Regions from separate parts of the Homo sapiens genome. Here all the other regions are linked to region 2. A link is a loop called in an ENCODE intact Hi-C map of the cell type or tissue named here. Cell type or tissue: heart left ventricle. All regions are shown on one strand.

Region 1 (8,000 bases), 590 kb before region 2:
AGTTAGAGAGTGTTTCCCTTTCTTATTACCAGATGTGACAGGTTTTTATTAATTCTGAACTACTCGAATTTCTTAGCTAACCTATGAGTATTATACGTTTGAACTCCAGGTCTGAATGGAAGAGAGTCTAGGATAGCAAATTCTCTAGAGACTAGTATAATTATTATTATTGTTGCTGCAGTTATTTTCTATCCAGAATCATGGCAGAGCAAACATAATTCTTGCAGGTTCCTTTCATTGGCAGCTGGATAATTTTACCCCTTATTTCACCCATGGTACCACCCTTTTCAAGGGTCTTGGCATGATGTAAGAATCTTGGGCATATTTCCCACATTTTTCTTGACTATGTTTTATTCTTCCATTTCCCTGCACAGTAGTCAATCCCCAAGACATTGGGTCCCTGAATTGGTATTTGCCCTTAAGGCTTCACAAAATTTTGCTCATGGTTATCACTCATGAATTTTTTAAAAAATTATGTGTTGTTTTGTTTTGTCTTTAACAGGAATTTCTCCTACTTATTTTGAGTTCACTTATACATTTAAATATGTGTTTATTGTAACATATTCAGAATCTAGTCATATTAGACCTCCAGGGAAGGCATTTTGGAATATCTAGTCTGCCATACTTCAAGGAAGGAAGTCCCTTGCCTTAGACCTTTTCATTTAATAAACCACATCCTCCTTATTAGTTTCTTTGTTGAACCTAAATAAAAATCTAGAATTTTTGTGTGTGAAAGGCAGGTGAAAAACCATTTCAAAACCACTGATATACTGTCCCAAGAATCTATCTTAGTAAAAATTGAGACTATTTAAGTCTACATCCTAATCTCTTGAGAACTTCCCTGTTCTCCATGATTCCATAAAAATTACCAATTACAGTTTGGCATTTGCCTCTCTCTGTTCTCTTTAGTCTCTTCTATGTAATTCATTTGGATCTGAAAGTGCTCATATATTTTCTCCTTATCTTTCTTAGAACTCATTTTTTCTTACTACCTGCTTGGAGATTATTCTTCTTAATAGAGAAGATAAAAGTTTTATTAATACACAAATTGTGGAAGAATTGTCAGGTGAAACATTACCTTATGAGTGGCTTACCTTGTCAAAAAGAGAAATCCATAGGCTATGGGTCTTATGTTCACATGGCTCTAAGTCACTTAACTTGGTACATGTCCTTCTTAACTTGACCTTCTGCGTGATGCTGACATCTGGGTCATTTTCAGAGGTATCTTCAGACCCCTACCTTCCTTTCTGTGCTGTTCCCGCTACTTCTGGGTGAGTTCCTCTAAAGAGCAGTGTGCCTTATCTCCTTAAATCCTGGGCTCCCATTGCCAAGCTCTGTTTTGCTAATGGAGTTAAGGGGGCTCTTTGATCTGAGTTCTATACACCGTGACTCCTGTTAAGTGTTACAAGATCCGTGGGCTGGGACAAAGAGCTGAGGTTTTGGAGTAAAAGGTTAGTGTTTCTGGGCAGCCTTGGGCAGACCCTGTGAAGCTGAACTGTGGCATCAGGACAGAGACGTTCGGTTTATAGTTCTGGATTCTGAGGTATAGCCCCACCAGATTTCAGGTAGAGCCAGCAACAGACATGCCTGGATACCAGAGTGACATTCAGAGGCCTGAGATAATAGTGATAGCGCAATATCCATGGCAGGAGCTTCTTGGTTGCTTGAGGTCTGCTGCAGCTTTCACACTAGAGTTTTTGACCTTTAGTCCTTACTCTAATGCCTCTAGTTTAAAGCAGCGGCCACACTAGTTTCATCATGGTCATTACTTCGTAGCAGAGGCAGCCTATGTGGATTGAAGACCACTCCAGGGACGCTGGCCTCCTTTTGTCATCTTGCCATTAATGCCAAAGAGAGTTAGGCAGGGATCCTGCTCACAGGACCCCCAAGGGACAAAGGTAGATCACATTACAGTAATGGAGGGAGCACTGGCTTGAATTCTGTTGGGAAGATATAACGTTAGTACAGTGAAGGAAAAGGAGAGGGAGGGCTTCATCCCACTGCGTTTTCTGCTGCTGCAACAACAGATCTGTGCTGGCGTCTGGGTGCAGCTCACAGGTCCAGCAGTAAGTGACATGGTATCAGACTTTTCTGTGCGCTTGTCTGTCTCCCCCGACTAGAAAATGAGTACTTTGAGGGCAGGGACACTGTTTCCTTTGTTTTAAAATGCTGTTTTAGTGCATGTAGGACCTTGGGAAATTTCTTAACCATCTCAAGTTTCCTCAACTGTAAAATGGGGATAATAATAGTACCTTCCTCATAATATTGGTGTGAAGATTAGCACATGTTGAATAAATAACACAATGAATGAAGTGACTTTCCTTCCATTTTTATTCTCTTTCAAGAAGTTCAAGCTGGATAATCTTAGTGTCGTCAAGCAGTGTGGAGTCATGTATAATGGTCTGAGTTCTCCCCTCAGGAGCAGTTGAAAAGAGAAGCAGTGGCCCACCCTTCCTTGACATCCCCACCTTTCCCTATCCCACCCGAATCTTCATGTTGTGTTGGGAGTTGGGTAGGGGTGGGGAAGCCCCATGCTGCTGAATACACTGCCTTTTAAGTCTTCAGAACTAAAGGCAAGGAGCCAGAATCAAAGATTACCTTGTTTTTTGGAGTGTATCACTGGCTATTGTCCCCATCAAACAAAGCCCTTTCATCAGAGGTTCTTTAAAACACTTTTTTTCCCCTCCTTTATTTTGCTTTGAAATAAGCTGGGCAACAATTAATTTCAGAGAGAGAGAGAGAAAGATAATTCAACAAGGATCTATTACTACTCTCAGCTTCTATTGCTGTAATGAAAATCTATTTCCTTTCCCTTTTGTGTCCCATATAATTTAATGCCCATTTTATTAATGGTCTGAAATAATTATGGAACCCTTTGTGATTCTCAAGTATGTTTCATTTAATTGTGCAATAAATGCCTAATCTCTTCCTCCATCTGAAGCTATTATGGCGTTAAAATTAACAATTATGCAGCAATGCGCTGGGGTCCATAGAAATCACTCCAGATAACTAGACATATATAAATCATTCATGAGAACAATTTCTGAAAAGAGATGGAGGGGAAAAAATTGTGTTGAAAATGACATTGGGAAGCCAAGGGCCCAGCCTGTAAGAAGATAGTAACACCTTTAAAAAATCTTTTTTCTTTCCTTTTTTGTTATTATTATTTTATTAATTGTGTATGTGGCATAGCCCTCCCCCCATTTCTATTAGCCTGACAGATATTTTCAGAATTAATTAACTGTTAGCTCTGAGAATAAATTGTTCATTATCAATTCCTCCCCCCGCCTTTCTTTCTTTCCTTTTATAGTTTTTCTTTTTCTTTCAGGCCAGCAATTACACTCCGTGCCTTTCTCCAGCAGCTCCTGTTCTGCACAGCTATCCAAATGGGGAAAGTGCTTTTTCTTTCAGCCCTATTCACTTCTCCTCTTCTCCCTTTTGTGGGATTTAATAACCATGGCTGATAGGCTCACTCTGGACAGAGAGGTTAAGTTTGTTGTCTCAGCACTTTGCTGACAGGGGACAGCACAGGAATTCTGTAACTTCTAACCAGCCCTGCGAGACTGCCTACGGCCTGGCCCACACAGTCATAGCTTGCAAGTAGTGTTTAGAAACCCTGCACCCCAAATATCCTGCTTACTTAAAAGCACTTCCATTGGTGCTGCTAAAGCCTGCCTCCATCTTTTAAAACATTCCTAAGTCCTAGGAGACTCCCAACAATATACTCCAGCCAAGACCCTTCCCCACCACAGGTGTGTACACACGTACGTATGTGCACATACACACACACACACAAATGCATGGTGTGGAGCAGGGTCAGAAAACCAAGTGCCTTCAGGGCTCAGCAAATATAGGTAAGTCAAGCTAGTGGACCGAGACTGTGGCAGATTGGAGATCCCATGCCCTGCCTGAAGGGGGCAGCTGCTGCTCAGCTTCCAGGGATTACTGCCTTTGGGAAATGAGGGCCCGGTGTGGCCAACTCTTCTTGTATTTCAGAAGCCTGAAATGTTAATGTGGAACCTACTAACTAATTGTTGACATGTTTAGAAAAATTAAAACACAGTGTGGACTAAAATGGGTAATATGGATTCTGGCTAGGGCTCCTATCTACTTTGGGCCCCTGCTCTAACGGATTGATGTTTATTCCTAGAATTTGGTCCAGCAGAAGATTCCTAGAAGAACAGGCTGGGTACACTGACTCTTGGCTGTCTATGCTTTGCAGACCCTGGTCTTGGATCTTTTGGGTCTAAGGAATGTCTAAGGTTGTTTTGAATGTTGAGCTCTATACTGAGGAGTGTACTAGGGAGAGAGGGTATCATCTCTGATTTTCTGCGAAGTGTCACCATTTCTAGATCATCAGTGTAAGCACTGAAGAATTATCAGGAACATGAACATCCAATCATGTTCATGTTCCTGACAATTTCACAAGTGATTTAGCTAAATATTAATTGAGGGCTCATGGGATTTAGAGTCCAGATGTGTTTGATGTGATGATGTCAGAAATATTGGCTGAATTGGCCGGGTACGGTGGCTCATGCCTGTAATCCCAGCACTTTGGGAGGCCAAGGCAGGCAGATCACCTGAGGCTGGGAATTTGAGAACAGCCTGGCCAACGTGGCAAAACCCCGTCTCTACCAAAAATACAAAAATTAGCCGGGTGTGGTAGTGCATGACTGTAGTCCCAGCTACTCAGGAGGCTGAGGCAGGAGAATTGCTTGAACCCAGGAGGCGGAGGTTGCAGTGAGCTGAGATCATGCCATTGCACTCCAGCCTGGGTGACAGAACCAAACTCTGTCTTAAAAAAAAAAGGCTCTATTGATGATAGCTAACATTTATTGGAACACGGTAAATATTGGGCCTTACTCTGTATAATTGATATCACATTAACTCATTTAATCTTCTTCCTAACCTTATTAGGTAAGTATTATTATCATTCCTATTTTACAGATGAAGAGATTGAAAAGTTAAGGAACATGCACCAGGCAAGCAGCAAAGGTAGGATTCAAACCCATGGCCCTGTGGCCCCAGAGCTCAAGCTCAATCACTGTTAAAGTATCTCCTTGCTTGGCACCTGATAGACCTGGGCAAGATAAAACACAAAGGTAGGATGTGACTGGGGAAAATTTTATCAAATAATAGCAAGAAAACACATCCATATGAGCTAAACAGTTGATCAAATGTTTTAATGTTCATTTTTTAACTTATAGACAACTTTTAATGACAATGAAAAACATTTTGATGAAGATCCTCAATATCATTGTGCTTCTCTCTTTATATACTGTCAAGATTGTTTTCTTAAAATTAAGTAATGGAGATGGAATTCTATCAAAGGGTGCACAAATTCCTAAATATTTTAAATATATGTATTGTCGAATTGTCCTTCAGCTAGGTGGTATGTACATCCCACTAACAGTTCTGCCATCATTTTTACTGGCCACATAGTATTCCATCACAAGGTGGAGATATAGTCATGTCAAACTTTAAGGTTTTCATCTAGCTTTTATTTAAACCTTTCTTGTAAAATTAACTGATCCTTTATCCCAGGGTTAAGTGAAAAACAACCTGATTCATGATGAAACTTCCCCACAGGATAAAAACATTCACTTTGGAACACAGACAAAGTTTGGCATCCAAATCGCTGTGAGGGTTTTTCTATCATGTCAATATTCTTTAGTTACGTGCTTATATGAATCAGCAAGTAGGAGTTATGTTGCTTTCTTAGTCCTTCCGGTTAGTTATTTGATTACAGTCTTTATCTCTTTTTATATAAATATTGTCTCAGGTTTTTCTCCTCCAGTAAAAAATAAGCAATCCTGCCTGTACATTTATATGTATGTAGCCTGGAACCACTTCTAGTAGCATTTCAATTCAAGTTTTGTGATTTTTCTGGTCCGTGAATTCTAAGCTGTTTAACAGACATCTCTACTCAATTTTGTTACTCAACTCCTGACTCAGATTTCCAACTCTGTAAGTTTTGTTTAAAGATATGATGCCTTTTAAAGAAACACACTGCATGTTTAAATAGAATATACAATTCTAAATAATAAATCACATGGGACCTGCTTTACATTGTGGAATATCTGTCTCAACCCTGGAGGCCTTTAAAAAATAGAATAATAATAAAAGCTGACATTTATTGAGCACTTATGATCTGTGAAGCACTGGGCTTTGCAAGCATTAATTTATTTGCTTTCATAGTAATCCTAAGAGGTAGGTTTTTTTTTTTTTTTTATCCTATTTAACAGATAAGGAACCAAAGCTTAGAGAGTTTAAGTAATTTGCCCAAGGTCACACAGGTAGTAAATGAAAGAGCCTGTATCCACTACAATCTTGTCTCCTAATCACTGTGTTATAGTCCCCGAAGTCTTGACTGGTGTTGGGCACAGTCCTAGGGACAAAGGCATCACAACTCTAGGCCACAGAGAACTCAGAAGTGAGTGCAGAGGCCTTTACCTATGTGTAGCCCATGTGTTTTGAGGAGTAGATATGTGGTTTTGAGATCCATTCAGCAGCTTGATGGGCACCAGTGCATGGACACCTGAGCCACAGGGCCAGCCCACCCAGCACTGCAAAACCCTGCAGCCTGGAGCGGGTTGGGTGGTTGGTGGTTCCCTAAGCCCGCTGCGATCTTGGAATAGTAATATATTCCTCTCAGAGGCAGATTGCAGGGGTGACATGTTATTACCTTTGCTAGCAATTGTTTTGTTTAATTTCCATTTTAAAATTTATTTCCTGTGAGAATGAACTGACTGGAAGTCATTTGTGCCAGGGAGGGAAGGTGAATTTCTTATTAACTCTCCCAGGTAATGGGTAGCTGCAGCTAGGGCTCTGTGAAGGACTTGAATTATTCAGGGTTGAGGAGGGCTGGGGAGGACTCAGAGAGGGCCTGATGGATGCAGTGTGCAGCCTGGTGGGAAGCAGGTGTGCTGTGGGCCTGGGACTTGAGGTGAGGACACCAGTCGAAGTTTTATACAAAAATCCTATAAGGACACTAGGCAAGTCCTTGCATTGGAGACAGCATCCCATCTTTTTCCCTGGCTGGAACATAGACCATATTAATGGCGAGGGGGTGAATAAAAGATTTTAATCACTTGTAAGAGTCCTTTCTTTGAAATAAAGTTTATCTGCCTTTCTATGGCTAGCAGATATGAAGATGGTGTCAATTGAAATTTGAGAGCTTTGTAAAAGGGAGAAGAAAGTGAGATGTGTATAGGGCAAAGGTGTGGAAGATGTGCAGGACCCCTTCCTCATCGCTCTGCCTGTGAACACATCTGAGGGGGACCCAGGGCAACTGGACCTTATTGTCCGGTGGCCTTGGTACTCCCTTCTCTGGAGTCCTTATTCTGGCTGGATGGCTCAGAACCTGTAGATTCAAAACCTCAGAGCCTTCCCCTCAGCACTCCCTTCCAATGAGTAGCCAGGTGTTGCCCACTCTCCCTCACAGGGGACTCAGTGTCCTTCCTTTCCTCTTTGGTTTACTGCCTGAGCCTTGTTTCAAGCTTTCATTCCCTCCTGCAAGAAATCCCCATTATGGACTGCTTGGCTTCCGCCCATGGCCTCTGAGGCCATCTTACAGGCTGGCACCAGATTGATCTTCCTAAGCATGGCTTTGGTGGTGGGACACACTTCTCTAAAACCTTCAATAGCTTCCCACCAGGTAAGATAAATGTCTTAGCTTGACAACTAATGATGTTCCAGCAATATTTCCCTATGGTCTATACTTACCTGACTCAAAGCAGCTGCTCCTTTTGCAGTGTCTCTGAATGTCCCTGGCCTTCATCCCCCTAAGCCCAGAGAAAAAGTTGGAGCCAGGCAGATCATATAACTGGAAGAAGCATGATCAATGGTACCCAACACTTGGTCTCAATTTAGAGGACAGAAGTAAAGGCTACTGTGAACTCCGGAGAATTACACAACACACATTCCATAACTAAGGTAGTAGCTGCTGCTGAGATCCAACTCATGTCTCCATGCAGGAATTCTGTTCTAGGATTTCTTAG
Region 2 (8,000 bases):
GTTAGCTTGAAAACAACAGGTTAAAGCGTACTAACCAGCCCAAAGCAGCCAGTTGCTTGAGTCAGGTGAATCTTTTCAAATTGGCTTACATTATAATAATAGTTGTAATCAGGGTAATAGTAATTCCAGTAACCTATAAAGTAAGTACTGTCATTGTCTCCACTTCACAGGTGCATAAAATGAGCCTTGTGGTGGTCATACCTTGTCCAAGCCGACAGGGCTGATAAAAGTGGTAGAGCTCCAGTTAAAATCCAGCTCTGCCTAACCACAAAGCCCACGTTTTAACAGCAGCACAATCCCTCTGCTTGTGTAAACAAAGCTTTGGTTGAAGATAGGAGTGTTACATGACAAGTAGAAATATTTCTGCCCAAATAGAAGTGGTGTCACTCAACTTGGTGGGATTTTGAAAAATTTGGGCAACAGCTCCATCCTTCTAAAGCCAAGCAGGTTGGAAAAGTCACTGTGAAGATTTGTTTTCAAATTTGAGACCCACTCCAAGAGGGTATGCTTGGAGTTCAGCAGACAATGAAAAATCATCCCTAGCTCTACCCACTAACAATTGGTGCATAGAATTCCTGCTCTCTATCAACCTCCCAGCTCCAGCCAGCTAAAAGGGCTCTCTGCTTTGCATGCGACTGCACAGAAGCAATTTATTTTCTCATTGGAAATGGTGATGCCGAGAGAGCAGAGCCGTGTCACACATGGGGGAGCCACCACTATAGGGAACAGAAGCTTCTTCCAGCTTGGCTTAGCTGCCATCTTTTAGGCTGCTGTGATAGCAGCGAGAATGGTGCATACCCAATCCCTGTCTCAAGCAGGATTGAGAGTGTCTCAAATCCCTGCCTTCTTAGAGAGAATAATGGCAGGGGTTCGTGGGGGAGAAAGGGAGGGGAACGTTTCCCTTGAAACCTTGACTATTGGGCTCCTTAAAGATGGATTAGCATTTCAGAGATTTATTCAGTTCCTTGGGTAGAGAAGCTGACTCACAGATACTATAAGTTTGGGCGTGATAGCTTAGAGCTAAATCTGTGTCCTTAAGCAGAATCTCAAACCAATAATTTTGAGAAGGCATAATGGAATGCTGTGATAACCCCAAAACTCCATAAATAATGAAGTCACACCTCTCTTATCCGCTAGTCAAGCATCAAACACCCTCAGCCATCCAGAGCATCTGAAAACACACAAGTGTCCCTAGCAGCCACCCTGTACAGGCAGAAATTAAAAAGCCAGGGAGAATCTAAGAGTGAAGATTACAGAAGGAGGGACATGATTGGTGGGTTTGCAATGGAAGGAACTCCTTCATAGGTAAGCAATGGCTCTAAAAATCAAATGCCGTTAAGAGCAAAAAGAAGGAATAGAAAAGAAAAGGAGAAGAATACTTAAAACCCAAATCCTAGAGAAACATATTAATAGCAACACAGTCCAATATGTAAGTCACGAATGAAAGCCACATTCTATATTTTTCTAGTAACCACACTATAAATTTTTTAAACAGATAACCATTAATTTTAAGAGTTTATTTTGTTTAACCCAATATATCCAAGTATCAGCATTTCAACATATAGTCAATATGATAACATCATTGAGATTTTTTAGTATTCTTGTCTTATGCTAAGTCTTCAAAATCCAATGTATTTTATGCTTACAGCACAGCTCAGTTTGGGCTGGCCACACTTCCAGTGGCTAGTGTATAGGTAGAAAATTCTCAGCCATATGCTTAAGGGAGTCACAAAGAGTGATACAAGAACATCCATTACAGCATTGCTTGTTAGCAGTGAAAAACTGTAAACAATCTAAATGTCCATCAAAAGGTGAATAGATAATTTAATTTTACTAAATTAAATAACAAAATACAAAGCAGCAACTGAAATGAATAAATTGGATCTAAATACATCACTGATCTATCCCTCAAAATCATAATGTCGAATGACCAAAGCAATCTGCAGAATTATATTAATACAGTGTACCATTTAGGTAAAGTTTTTAAAATACCTCAAAAAAGCTATACATTGCTTATTGAAACAAACATATGTAATGTAGTAAATATATATCAGACAGAAAAAATATGCACTAACTTTGAGAAAGTGATTAGTTCTGGGAAAGGAGAAAGGAAGGAGGGAGGAAGGGAGAGAAAAGGATTTGGAGAAATCCACAGTCTTCAATTGGATATCTAATGTTTTGTATATTTAAAAAATACTCTGACACAAGCATATAAAATGTTAATATTGTTACAAAAATGTTACGTTAATACTGGCACTGAAATAATCATTAAATTGTTCTCAATTCTTTTCTGTATGTTTGATATACTTCATGAAAGAGAGGGAGGGAAGAAAAAGGAGAAGACACAATGGTGGCGGAGAGACAGAGAGAGAGACAGAGAGAGATGAAATAGTTTTAACAACCTAGCACAGGATTCTAGACACGTTCTACCTGCCTCCTACAGACAGTGGTACCCATTTGACATTCACTAATGACACCGGTATTTGTTGCACCCCTTCCAAATGCAAACACTGCAGGGCATTCAGAGATGTGTAACACACACATCCCTATAACTGTGAACCTAGTGAAAAAGAAAATGTTCTCTTGTGTTTCTTACATCAAGGCAGAAGAACATTTCCTTTCATTTAAAAGTATCCATTTTAAAAGGCTTATGCGAAACTTTTAGCATGTAAGGGGTTAATCTTCAGTCCTTTGGAACCCAAGCTAAGTAGATCCCCTATTTGGCAATAACGGATAACTGATGAGTTACATTTTTACACAGTCCACACAGCCAAGCCCTGGCTCTATCATCACATCCTACTGCAACTCTTCTGTAACTTTGAACTTGGCATAAACTCCTGATTCACAATATCCCACCCTCGCATTCTCTTTCTCTCTCTCTCTCTCTTTCTCTACTTGATTCTGCCTTCTCTCCTCCCTTCTGAGTACGTTGGACTCTCAGCCCAGCTAGGATTCTGTGCATTTGGTATCCTCCACAAACCGGAAGAGTTTATTGTCCTTCATCTCTTTCTGGTCATTTATTACAGATGCACAAAACACCGATCCCACGAGGTCCCCACTTTTAGCACTTCTCTATTCACAAGATACCCATTTATTCCTAACCTTGTTCATTGTCTCTGTGCCCAGCTCTTCTCTAGGATAAAAACTGCTTCCTCAATTCCATGGTAACAGCTTTCAGTGTTAAACACTATCAGAGATTTGTTGTTCAGTGTAGTTTTTTTTTAAGCTTAAGCAATTACCTGTATCACGGCCACACAACTTTTTAAAAAATACTCTCACCAAAAAGAAATAAAAAAGAAAAGAAAAATATATAATATATACAGTATGTATGATTAGTGAGGCAGACAAGCTCCTATTCTGAGAGATGATTTTATACTTTCTGGTGAATCTATTTTGAGTTTTTTAAGTGTCCAGGGAAGACTGGCCACCCCAAGGTTTTAGGGGCCCTTTGCACTTTCCTATGGATGATTATTTATAAGCTGAATTCTTCAGCTGTCACTGGGAGATTTTGCACCACATAGAAAGAGCTCTGTTTCCTTAAAAGAACAATTCTTACTTTATGCTCCTGGGTTTAAACAAAATTCAAGATAAATTTCTGTTATTTAATAATAATTCCAAATAGTCTATTATGGATCACAGAATTCTTTGAAATTCATTTATTTTAAAGAAGCTTAGCGTTTTAGCTGTTTGTAAATATAAAATATAGGAAAGGAAGGGGCAAAAAGATTTAATTTTCTACCATTCAAATGAGTATTTCTAAACAATGTGAAGAAGTCTCAAAATCATGTGACTCTATTAAAGCTCTTTCAAGTCATGGGTATTGGGTATACAAAAGGATATATTAGCATTGCAGAAAGAAAAGCAGAGGAGCTCCAAACTGGCTTCATTCATTTGGAAAACAAAAAACAAGTATTTCTGTTTAAGTTGACTCGGACATTTTAAGTACAATGAAATCGAATTTCATCTTTCCCCTAGAAGCAACCAAGGATGAGACTGCCAGAAGAAATGTCCTGCCTATTTTAGCCCTTTCTGACCTGCACTCCGAGGAGTGAAAACTGAAGGGATTATCTTCACTTCACTTAGAGCCTGGAGAAAGAGGAAGGGGACTATTCACCCACAAACGCTTTCAGGGTCTGGAGGCAAAACACAAACTGTACTTCAGAATACATTTTCTTAAGTCCCTTTCTAAAGCAGACTAGTTGAAAAGTGGGTAGATTTTGTTTTGCTCTGTAATTTTAATACTTTGCTACCAAGACGATAAACAAATCTGTAACCCTCTGCTGGTGAGTTCATCCTGTCTTCTTTTTCTTCCTTGCCCCCTTCAGATCTCTGCCTTTCCTTTTATGTCCTATTTTCAGTGTTCTGTTGAAGTTATTCTGCCGAAAACAGCAACATACTTTTGTCTTTGGCGCCCTCTTATGGTCACTTTATTATTATAGCACAGCATCTGGCCGCATTTTAGTGAAGAATAAATCCCCTAATGAGGAACTTAGCTATTCCAAGTCTGAAAAGCCGTGAACAAATTCACGTTAATCTGTTTCTACAGAATACCAATAAACCATTCATTCAACCAATCAAAAACCAAACCTCAAACCCAAACAGGCCCAACTTAGGTGATGTTCCTTCTCCCACTACTGCGGCAAGGACTTGAGAATTCCTTGCTGCCAGCCGTTATCCAGTTCCCATGGACTCATCCTATCTGCATCCTTCCATATTTCTCCTTCAGTCCTTACTCAGAAGTTATCTTTCAGAACCACACCTGCTGCAAGGGCCCAAAACCCTTTTATCCACAGTGGTGATTCTCGTCATGGTGAAACATTGAAGTCCTATGTAATATGCAGTGTGCTAGTCCCACTGAGTTTACTATAGTACTAGCTCTACCCTCCGAAGAGTCTTCTCCTCTTTCTGAACTTCCCCCCAGTTGCTGCCTTGTCAGGCCTTTCAAGTAGCAGCTGAAATACCATCACTTCTGGAAGCCTTCCCTGACCTCCCAGGGTATGCTTGGCTGTACCTTATCTTGTGGTCCTCCATAATTCATACACACTTCCATAATGGCAATTAACCAAGTGCACACTTGCCAAACTGAGTTCAACAGAACTCACTTCACATTCCATGAGATGCTCCATAGAAAAGGCATTCTGTGAACAAATACTTTGGGACAATGGAACATATTATATCCCCTTCTTGGAGAGTATTGCTTTTTTTGTCCTGTTGGCATGCCTGAGTCACCTCTGAGGAGCCATGTCTGATCTACTTCTGCATCCTGAAGGCAGAGTTGGCAGAACTGATGGGAGCCTTCACTTACCTGCGGGTACCTGTCCTCTCTGGGAGGCCACCACTCTGCAGGATACTCCTACCCTCACAGAGTGCTCAGAAAACCCTGCTGACCAGAATCATGCATCAGCTTCAAGGTCATCTCATGTCTAGGTGGCCAGTACCTGACTTTTGCCAACTGCCTGTCTTCACAATGTTCTGCTCTCACACTTTTGCTTGCCTTCAGAAACTTGCTCAACCCCGGACGTTTGCCACAGGGTTTCCTGATTTTTTTTCCTGGGTGGATATGCCTATAGGCCTTGACCCGCAGGAACTGTGTGACTCTGGAGACACTCTGTGCCTGGTCACTGTCGCACCATCCCTGTTCTACCTTCCCCTACCAGCCATAGCTCTCAGCCTCTGACAGAACTTGTTCTCTCTTCCAGGAGAACAAAATGGCACCTTAGTTCTGTCTCCCAGAATCTTCCTGCTTTTTTCTCAACCTCCAACACATACTCAGACCACCTTGTCTCTCTCCTGGGTGACTAGAGCCTCCATCCTTTCTCCCACCCACGCAAAGCATTCTTTGTAAAAAGCAAATCTGATCGTGTCACTCCCCTTTCCAAAACCTTGCAATGGCTTCTGGTTGCTATTTGGATGAAGACCAAACCTCTCCGCTGTTGAGCCCCTGCCAAACTCTCCAGCTTTGTCTCACCACCTGTCTCCCCACATGGTACAGCCACACAGAAATTCTTTAAGTTCTTAAAACGGCACTTTTCCCCTATACCTAGGAGACACTATTCTCTCTATCTGGAGCTCTCCTCCCTTCTGGCCACTTCACGTGGCTCATGGCTCATTCCACCCCTTCATGTGTGTGTGCGTGTGCGTGTGTGTGTGTGTGAGAGAGAGAGAGGAGGTCTCACTGTGTTGCCCTGGCTGGTCTGGAACTCCTGGACTCAAGCGATCCTCCCACCTCCCAAAGTGCTGAGTACCTCTCCCATTCTCTACTCTCAGCCTAAACCTCACCTCCCCCAGAGGCCTGGCTCACATGACTCCCCAGGTTAGGATCCCACCCTCCAGGGGCTCCCATTGCCCGTTGCATTCCTTCTGTTACAAAACTCATCTTACTTTAGTGTAATTAACTGCTTCACACATTCTAATTTGTTCATGTCCGTCTCCTCCCCTCAAAATGGACACCAGGAGAGTGGAGGCCAGGTCCAAGTGGCTCAGTCCTCTCTGCCCCCCACCCAGCACAGGGCCTGGCACAGCGCACTGCCCAGTAAACATTTGTTGAATGAATTTTAGATTGTGCAATGTGCTTGTAACGACAGAAGTGCACATTTTCCCCAACGATAATTTTATGGCCTATCTCAGTTTGAGGCCTCCTTCCATATCACACAAAGAAGGCCTTTTCTCTATATTTCTTTAACTGATTGTTTTCTTAAATGATTGTTTAGAACTAAACTTGGATCCAACCTAAAATAAAAGTCAACTGAATTATACATAAGCTGGGGTAGGGGGAGGGCGGTGGTATCTTCCATATTATCAAACGTACATACAACTGAGGTCAAAATTGTGGCTAAAATTTTTTTTTTTCATGTCTAACACTTCAGAGTTTCCTAAGCTCTTTTGCATGTATTATTTCATAATGTAACATTACATGTACTCTTGTATAATCTTGCATATACAATTGCAAATTACTATATTTAAATGGGTTTCCTTTTGGTTCCCAAGATACTCCTCATTTATATCAATACTATTATTCAGATCATCAGAAAGGTTCTGGAGCTTTCATCACTGGGCGCCAGAATATGGTAGACCAATAACTTCAAAGTTCTGAGGAAAAATCATTTTCAATCCCAATTATTTATACTTGACCAAACTGATAATCAAGTGTAAGGATACAATAAAAACATTTTCAGACATTTAAGGACTCAAACAATTGACTTCCTGTGTATTGGTTTTAGAAAATCACTGGAAGTTTTGCTTCAGCAAAAGGAGGGAATAAAACAAAAAAAGAGAATAACGTAAGAACCAGGAAACAGGCGAACCAAATGTGGTAAAGGGAAGGTTGGGGATGACGGAGAGGGATTAGAGAAGAGGTAGAGAGAACACAGCAGGAGGACAGCGGGCAGGGCACTAAGTCTGGATTATGTTCTGCCTACAGACACACCACTCACATCAGCAGGGACTGAAGCCCAGCCCGTGCATGGCTCACCAAGCTAGGTGTTCTCATGGAGGGCTGAGTGCCCAAGCCCTCCGTTATACCCCATATGAGCCAAGGTTCCATATTAGCTTGTGGCATCCCTGAAAGAAGGCTTGTGGGAGATGAGGGAAGGAGGGGTGGAACTGACAGAATGTTTGGAATTGCTTTGGAGAGTTTGGAAAAATTATGAATAAGCTCGTTGGACCATTTGGAAAAAAACAGTCAGCTCTTCTGCTTGAGCTTCCATAACACCACAGACTGCAAGCAGAAACAACAGAAATTTATTTTCTGACAATTCTAGATGCTAGTAGTCCAAGATGAAGGAATTGGTGGGTTTGGTTTTTTCAGAGGCCTCGCTCCTCGGCTTGCAGATGGTTGCTTTCTCACTATGTCCTCATATGGTCTTTCTCTGTGCACACACATCCCTGGTGCCTTTTCCTCTTCTTATAAGGACACTAGTCACATTGGATTAGGGCCCACCCCAACAGCCTCATTTTAACTTTATCACCTCTTTAAAGTTCTTGTCTTCAAATATAGTCAC
Region 3 (8,000 bases), 950 kb before region 2:
TATTTCACTTAGCATAATGTCATCAAGGTTTATCCATGTTGCAGTGTGTGTCACAATTTCCTTTTTAAGATTAAATAATATTCCATTGTATGAATATATATCATTAAAGAATCCATTTGTCTGTTGACACTTGGGTTGCTCCCACATCTTGACTATTGTGAACAGTGCTGCTATAAACACAGCTGTGCAAATATTTCTCCAGGATCCTATTTTTAACTTTTTTGGATATATACCCAGAGTGGAATTACTGGATCATATAGTAATCATATAGTCTATTTTTTTATTTTTCAGGAACCTGTATACTGTTTTCCATTTTATTTTCCCACTGACAATGCACAAATGTTCCTATTTCTCCCCATCTTTGCTGACACTTGTTATTTTCTGTTTTTAAAAAAATATCAGCCATCCTAATGGATGTGAAATAATATCTCATTGCAGTTTTGATTTGCATTTCCCTAATGATTTGTGATGTTGAGCATCTTTTTATATGCTTGTTGGCCATTTGTGTATCTTCTTTGAAGAGATGTTTATCCAAGTCCTTTGCTTATTTTAAAATTGGGTTATTTGGGTTTTTTGTTGTTGAGTTATAGGAGCTTTATATATTGTGGGGTTAGATATGATTTGCAAATGGTTTTCTCTCATTTTATAGGTTGCCTTTTACTCTGTTCATTTTGTGTTTTGATGCAGAATTTTCAATTTTTATGTAGTCACGTTTATCTATTTTTACTTTTATTGCCTGTGTTTTGGTGTCATCTCCAAGAAATCCTTGCCAAATCCAATGTTGTGAATATTTCTCCCTATCTTTTCTTCCAAGAGTTTTATAGCTTTAGGTCTTATATTTAGGTCTTTGATCCAGTTAAATTTTGTATATGTTATAAGGTGGGGAGGGGGGAGGTCAAATTTCGCTATTCCGGACATGGATATCAAGTGTTCCTAACACCATGTGTTGAAGAGACTGTCCTTTTCCCATTGAATGGTCTTAACACCCTTGTTGAAAATCATGTGACCATATATGCAATTTTTATTTCTGGGGTCTCTATTCTACTCCATGGGTCTACATGTCTGTCTTTATACTAGTACTACACTATTTTGATTATTATAGCTTTGTCATAAATTTTGAAATCAGGAAGCATGAGACCTTCACTTTTGTTTTCCTTTTTCAAGATTGTTTTGGCTATTCAGGGTCCCTTGAGATTCCATATGAATTTTAGGATAGATTTTGCTATTCCTGCAAAAAATGTTGGGATTTTGATAGAGATTGCATCACATTTGTAGATTATTTTGGGTAGTATTTACATCTTAACAATACTAAGTCTTTCAATCCATGATCACATGATGTGTTTCCATTTATTGGTGTCTTCTTTAATTTTTTCCAGCAATGTTTTGAAGTTTTTAGTGTACAAATCTTTTGTTTGCTTGATTTGGTGTATTATTATCTTATTCTTTTTGATGTTATTATAAGTGGGATTGTTTTCTTAATTTCTTTTTCAGATTGTTCATTATTAATGTATAGAAATGCAACTGATTTTTGTGTGTTGATTTTGTATCCTTTAACTTTGCTGAATCCATTTATTGGTTCTAACAGTGAGCTATTCTTAGTCATGGAAATTTTATCATATGTTTTACCATCTTGCAAGACACAGATACTCTGATTATTTTTCTCTTTTAGAATTTTATATTGGCTATTTTTCAAATTTGAAATCACATCACATTCTTGTGAGGCCATCCCAATCTCCACATATGGATGAACGCATGGAATGCTCTGATGGGTAGGTGCCTTCATGAATTCTAATTAGAAATCTTCTTTGAAGTTGAGTCTTGAACCTTAGTTGTGGGCATCTTCTGAATACTTCTAAGCAGAAAGTCTCATTTCTCGCAATTCTTCCTGTTCTGGATTCTCATTAGGCTAGTTCTCTGTAATGCAGGAGTATAGTCCCTGGTAGTGTGAGGTAGCATTGTGCTATAGGCTGTTAACAAAAAGTTTTGCAGTTGATCCAAGGTTGCTAACTTTTATTTTGCCAAGTCAGCACATAAAATAAAGTATGCAACAATCACCATCATTTTATAAAGGACACTTTAATACCAGAAGAGTAAGAAGATAAGACTCTCCAAGAATGGACAATTGGCCTCATACTTTGTCTTAGACAAATGAAAATTTAGCAATGGACCAGCTCTGGCCCACAGCCTAGCACTTGGGAGCTGCTGCACTGGTTTGTGTCTTTGGACCATACCAGCTCTTCCCTTCCATGACTGCATGGTTCAATATAAAAAGGGAAAATTTAATTAGCTATATTTTCTGAGGTAAACTGAAGAATGTCCTGAACTTATACATATAGGGATAACATTGATTGGAAATATATAATAGGTTTATAGTGACAACCTGAAAAAGGTTTTTATCACCTGAAAACCTGAGCCCACAATTTAGGAAGTAGAAGATGCTCTGGTCTTGTGGCTGGAACCTAGTAGTGGTGTGTAACTGAGATAAAGATGAAGACCATTTTCAGCTTTAGAAAATCCAAAGTGAATTACATATTTATAATAAGCTGACTCACATGCTATAACCAAATTCTAGGCTTTTAGGGAATCTAAGTAAAGTAACCTCTAAAATCAACAGAGCATCAAGTGTGATTCTGCACTTTTCTTCTCTTCCCCGTGTCTCTCATTGCCAGTTTCTTCTTTCTTTCTTTCTTTCTTTTTTTTTTTTTTTTGAGATGGAGTCTCACTCTGTTGCACAGGCTGGAGTGCAGTGGCCTGATCTCGGCTGACTGCAACTTCTGCCTCCTGTGTTCAAGTGATTCTCCTGCCTCAGCCTCCTGAGTAGCTAGGATTACAGGCATGCGCCACCATGCCCAGTTAATTTTTGTATTTTTAGTAGAGATGGGGTTTTACCATGCTGGCCAGGCTGGTCTCGAACTCCTGACTTCAGGTGATCCACCTGCCTCGGCCTCCCAAAGTGCTGGGATTACAGGTGTGAGCCACCGTGCTTGGCCTCACTGCCAGTTTCTGAGGGGAGCTGCGAAGGTCCGCTAAGTCCTCTCCAGGCTTAGGTGGAAAGGATGTGGAAGGAATTGTCCTGCACCTGTGTGGCCTTCTCTACATCTGTGTTCATGCTTGTGTCTGTTACAAAAGGTTGCAAGCCTATCTCCCTGCTGGATGTAAAGATGCAGGCTCAACGTTTAGCATAGTCGACAGAAAACAGAGCTGCCAGTGGAGACACTAACATGTGTTAAGTTCTTTGGGAAGGAGGTGTCTCTGATGCTTATATCACTTGCATCTGCCCATAGCAGACACTCATCATCTGATAAGCTGAACTGGGCCAATTCCAAGGCAGTAATTGTGCCAGGAGTGTCTTCATGTATTATTCCACCTAATGACAAGACAAGCGAGAAGAGCTAACCTAAGCAGGGAGCCAGAAAGAAAAATGTTTCAAAGGGATAGAGAGGACTTTAAGTAAAGCTTGGGGGCGGCGGGGGTAATATAAGGACCTGATCCAGAAAAGATGGGATGAGCTGAATTGTTCTTCCATTGGCAATAGCTGACCATTGTTAGGCTTTTGTGGAAGAGGAAGCTGCATTTTGTACTCAATAAACTATCAGTGCAATGGATCAAATGATTGGTATGAAAGAATAGAGAAGTGCCCATTGATTCTGCGATTCTGACCTCAATCAGGGATCTTAGAGAGGAGATCAGTGAGAACTTAGACCACATAGCTGATCACTAAGGGTTCATTGAACCCACAGATCCAACGGCCTTTTCTTTGGTAAATTGAGCATAATAGTCACATGGAGGGAGTGCTTTGGGTTCCCCGAGTGAAGGTGATGGGCTGGTTTAAAAGCTGCCACTGCTTCGGTTTTATTTTGTGCATGTCCAGCCAACAGGTGCCTTCCACACGGTGGCACTGTGGGCCACAAAGTGAATGGCTACACAGGCACTTTTTAATGACAGGCTAACTTCACTGTAAGAAATAAGTGGGGCTCCTCCAGCCTGCACCACCACTCATGGTTTGGCAGGACTTGATGAATTGTCTTATTCATCCAGGCAACTCTCCCGTGATTAAAAAACAAAACAAAACACAAAACCCCCAACATTTAAAGATAGAAAATGGAGCAGGACAGGGTATGGCCTCTCTTGCTTTCCTGCATACCCTTGTGTTGCCACGGCCCAGCTGAGGTCCTTGCACAGAAAAGGCAATCAACAAATATTGATGGGTTTCACAACCTGTACCTGCACTCAAGGAGCCTCACTATTAGGAGCTTTTCCGCAGCCTGGAAATATCCAGCATGCATGGCAATCCCACACTGAAAGGTCCTTATGACCCTGTTGCTTCCTCAGCTGCTGTACCATTTCTGTCATTTTGTTTGTGGATACATCTAATTGATTTGTCTATACCGGCTGAATCCTTTTCCTCATTCTGCCAGTTTCTTATATATATTCACTCTTAACTGAATCTGAGCTTTGGCTGACATGCCCTTGAACTGCCCTTGAACTATTCCTCACTCCTCAACTTCCCAGCACATATGCATACCACCACTATTTATTTTCTTTCTTTCTTTTCTTTTCTTTCCTTTTTTTTTTGAAACAGGGTCTTGCTCTGTTACCCAGGCTAGAGTGCGGTAGTGCAATCACAGCTCACTGCAGCCTCAACCTCCCAGGCTCAAGAGATCCTCCTCCTGCCCCAGCCTCCTGAGTAGCAGGGACCACAGATCCAGATAACTTTTTATTTTTTATAGAGATGGGGGTCTCCCTATGTTGCCCAGGCTGGTCTTGAACTCCTGGGGTCAAGTAATCCTCCCATCTGAGCTTCCCAAGGTGCTAGGATTATAGGTGTGCACCACTGTGCCTGGCCCCACTGCAATTTTCATTATCTCTGCCATCATCACTACCACCTCCACCTCCACCACCATCATCACCACCACTACCTCCTCCACCTCCACATCCACCACCATCACTACCATCACTCCACTACCACCATCACCACCTCTACCACCACCACAACCACCACCTCCACCACTACCACCTCCACCTCCACCACCACCATCACTACCATCACTCCATTACCACGATCACCACCTCTACCACCACCATCACCTCCACTACCACCTCCACCTCCACCATCACTACCATCATTTCACTACCACCACCACCACCACAACCACCACCTCCACCACTACCACTAACACCTCCACATCTACCACCATCACTACCATCACTCCATTACCACCATCACTACCTCTACCACCACCACAACCACCACCTCCACCACAACCACTTCCACCTCCACATCTACCACCATCACTACCATCACTCCATTATCACCATCACTACCTCTACCACCACCACAACCACCACCACTACCACAACCACCTCCACCACTACCACTAACACCTCCACATCTACCACCATCACTACCATCACTCCATTACCACCATCACCACCTCTACCACCACCACAACCACCACCTCCACCACAACCACTTCCACCTCCACATCTACCACCATCACTACCATCACTCCATTATCACCATCACTACCTCTACCACCACCACAACCACCACCACTACCACAACCACCTCCACCACTACCACTAACACCTCCACATCTACCACCATCACTACCATCACTCCATTACCACCATCACTACCTCTACCACCACCTCCACCACAACCACTTCCACCTCCACCACCACAGCTATTACCACCACCTCTACTACCCCTATTACCATTATTACCACCCTCTTACCACCACCACCATCACTACCACCACCTCCACAAACACCATCTCCATATATTTATGCAAGTAATCTGAACGTTGTTGCCTATTTGTGAAAGTAGCTTCCATTGTAGAATGGGTGAAAGAAACTGAAGATGGAGGACAGGAGCTCCAATTAAAATTCTAGCAGCCACAAACTTGTTTTATGACCTTGGGAAAGTCATGGAACCTTTTGTTTTCTCATCTGTGAAGTGAGGAGGCTGGCAGAGTCAGTCCCCTAGACTTACAGCATATATAATTCCATGAATGCTGCAGGCTTTAGAAATTTACTTGTACCTTTAAAAAGGTTAGTCAATTTACTAATTATAACCTGAAAGTCTTTTTGATATTTAGAAAATCCTCTTGCTTTTTCTTTGTTCTTTGAAAATTTAGAGCTGCCTCATTTCATAATGCCTGAAGCCTATATTTATAATCAGCATCTATTTCATGGTTCCGAGCCGTTTTTCACATAATTGTCTTTTTTTTTTTTTTTTTTTGCTTTAGAATTAGTTCTTTTGTGGCTAATGTATAGCAGAAACAAAATGACTTTTGAAAAAGCCCTTCAGGAATTATGGGGTTCGCTGCTATATCATTAGGGGCCCACACAGCTCTGCGACAGAACTGGGTCTTAGAAGGAGAAGGCAGCCCTGTTCTGGGAGACGGAGGCAGGGGGTGTTTGCAGATCTGCAGTGGGCGTAGATGGTGGTTTGAGGGTGGCCTGGAAGAAGCCAGAAAATGGTAGTCTGGACTTGAGAGAGGAGAGGGATGAGGTGTGTCCAGGGAGGTCTGCAGGGGGCAGTAGATCACAGAGCACAGGGAGGATGAGCGCGGAGGGTGCAGGTGACAGCTCTGTTGCTATGTGGGGCACTCTGGGCCCTTCGGCAGGGAACGTCACCTTACCTAGGACCCCCAGATTAGTAGATCTAGGTGCATTTGGGCTTCACATGTCATGCTGGTGACATCATTGCTTACTTGCGATGTTGAGTCACATGTCAGCCTCCTGTGGATGTTGGCTTCCAGCAACTCCCTCTAATCTTGTTGCTGTGCTTTGTTGTTGAGACCAAATACAAATCCTACCCAGAGTATGCAGAGAATCTGAATGATAATGTTCTGGTCTTGTTAAATTTGCCATTTGAAATTTCATAATGTAAATGTAGCATGACACATCTACCAATCATGTCTTCTCTTTGACTTTTTAGGCCTTAACCCCCACATTCCTAGAATGTGATTTCTTTCAATGTTGACATACCCCTGCCTTCCACACACAGCCATCTGCAGGCCGGCTAGGCAAAAGGCCTGTGGATGGAGTGAGAAGAGCAAGATATGTCCATTGTGCAAGGCATGCCCAAACATTTTCCACCATGGCTTAAAACTGAAGCTGGAGAGCATGATGTCACCATGTCAGCTGGAGGCAAGAAAGGACATTGGTTGGAAGGGACCACTGGTGTTGCAGAGCAACAGTCTCGAAGGCTCTCGGAGGCTATGGCTGAGACCACCCCCAGAGGCCTGCTTCATATGTGGCATGAAGCCCGTGAGGTGTGGGGAGACTGCCCTGGGAGTCAGAGTTGGGCACGCACAAGGTGAACGATGCCTGCTGCCATTGGATGTCATAGACCTGAGGCAGCACTGTGAACAGAACATGGAAGGGTGAGAGTGGATGCATGGGTCCACACATGTGACAATGGGCTTTTGATAGCCCAGAGTTCTGAACTTATTCTGTGAAAAATGTGAGTGAGAGTCACCCTAAGTCAGACCTTCAGCACCATTTTAGGCACCCATACCCTAGGATGCACATCGTGGGATTCGTACTCTGGGATCCACACCTTGGGATCTCACCCTGGTAAGCCCACCTCCCCTTTGTGTTTCTCAAGCCACAAGTGAGTGGTGCTGCCACAGGGTTCTCCATCTAAGGCACGTCCACCTGGGGTATCAATTTTATTTGAATATCTGAGGGGATAAAATTAAGCATTTTAACTGGGAAATAACTTTATCTTTAAACAGTTACAACAGATATAGATGTATTTTGAAGCAGAATGCAACATGCACAATACTTCATACTTAGAGCTGTCCACTTGAGTCCTGGTCCTGCTGGCCTTGCAAGGACATAGGCTATTTCCTCTATGTATTTTTAAAAAATTTATTATCATTATTAACATATAATTAATATAATATAACTTCAGCACGTTAAGGTATACAATTCAGTAGTTTTCAGTATATTCATAATGTGCAACTATCCCCACAGTTCCCCTGTGT

Evidence for each region. Hi-C counts contacts between places; a loop is a spot of excess contacts. Peaks named below come from ENCODE experiments on the same cell type or tissue, not always from the same donor. Only the 100,000 strongest peaks of a DNase experiment are listed, where the experiment ranks them.
Region 1: a loop joins it to region 2, with 5 times the contacts of the local background. A loop is called at or near these places in 17 of 110 quality-filtered maps.
Region 3: it touches region 2 in a loop (8-fold over the local background); 34 of 110 quality-filtered maps call a loop at or near these places.

Annotation. Positions count from the first base shown.
Region 1 is chr3:137,688,914-137,696,913 of GRCh38, reverse strand. It overlaps LOC105374126 (a long non-coding RNA gene), which reads left to right. Exons shown (of 3, transcript XR_924533.2): 2 at 4,948-4,995. Among named protein-coding and RNA genes, the nearest start is that of SOX14, 71 kb to the left of the region's middle. RefSeq lists an enhancer at 1,077-2,042. In heart left ventricle, a CTCF peak has its summit at 3,899 (motif pointing right); no DNase peak of the experiment used is centred here.
Region 2 is chr3:137,101,880-137,109,879 of GRCh38, reverse strand. No RefSeq gene overlaps it. Among named protein-coding and RNA genes, the nearest start is that of IL20RB-AS1, 120 kb to the right of the region's middle. In heart left ventricle, CTCF peaks have their summits at 4,221 and 4,427 (motif pointing left); no DNase peak of the experiment used is centred here; H3K27me3 peaks cover 2,420 bases.
Region 3 is chr3:138,048,275-138,056,274 of GRCh38, reverse strand. It overlaps LOC105374128 (a long non-coding RNA gene), which reads left to right and starts at 515. Exons shown (of 2, transcript XR_001740930.2): 1 at 515-1,769; 2 at 6,947-8,000. In heart left ventricle, CTCF peaks have their summits at 3,895 (motif pointing right) and 6,545 (motif pointing right); no DNase peak of the experiment used is centred here; H3K27ac peaks cover 203 bases.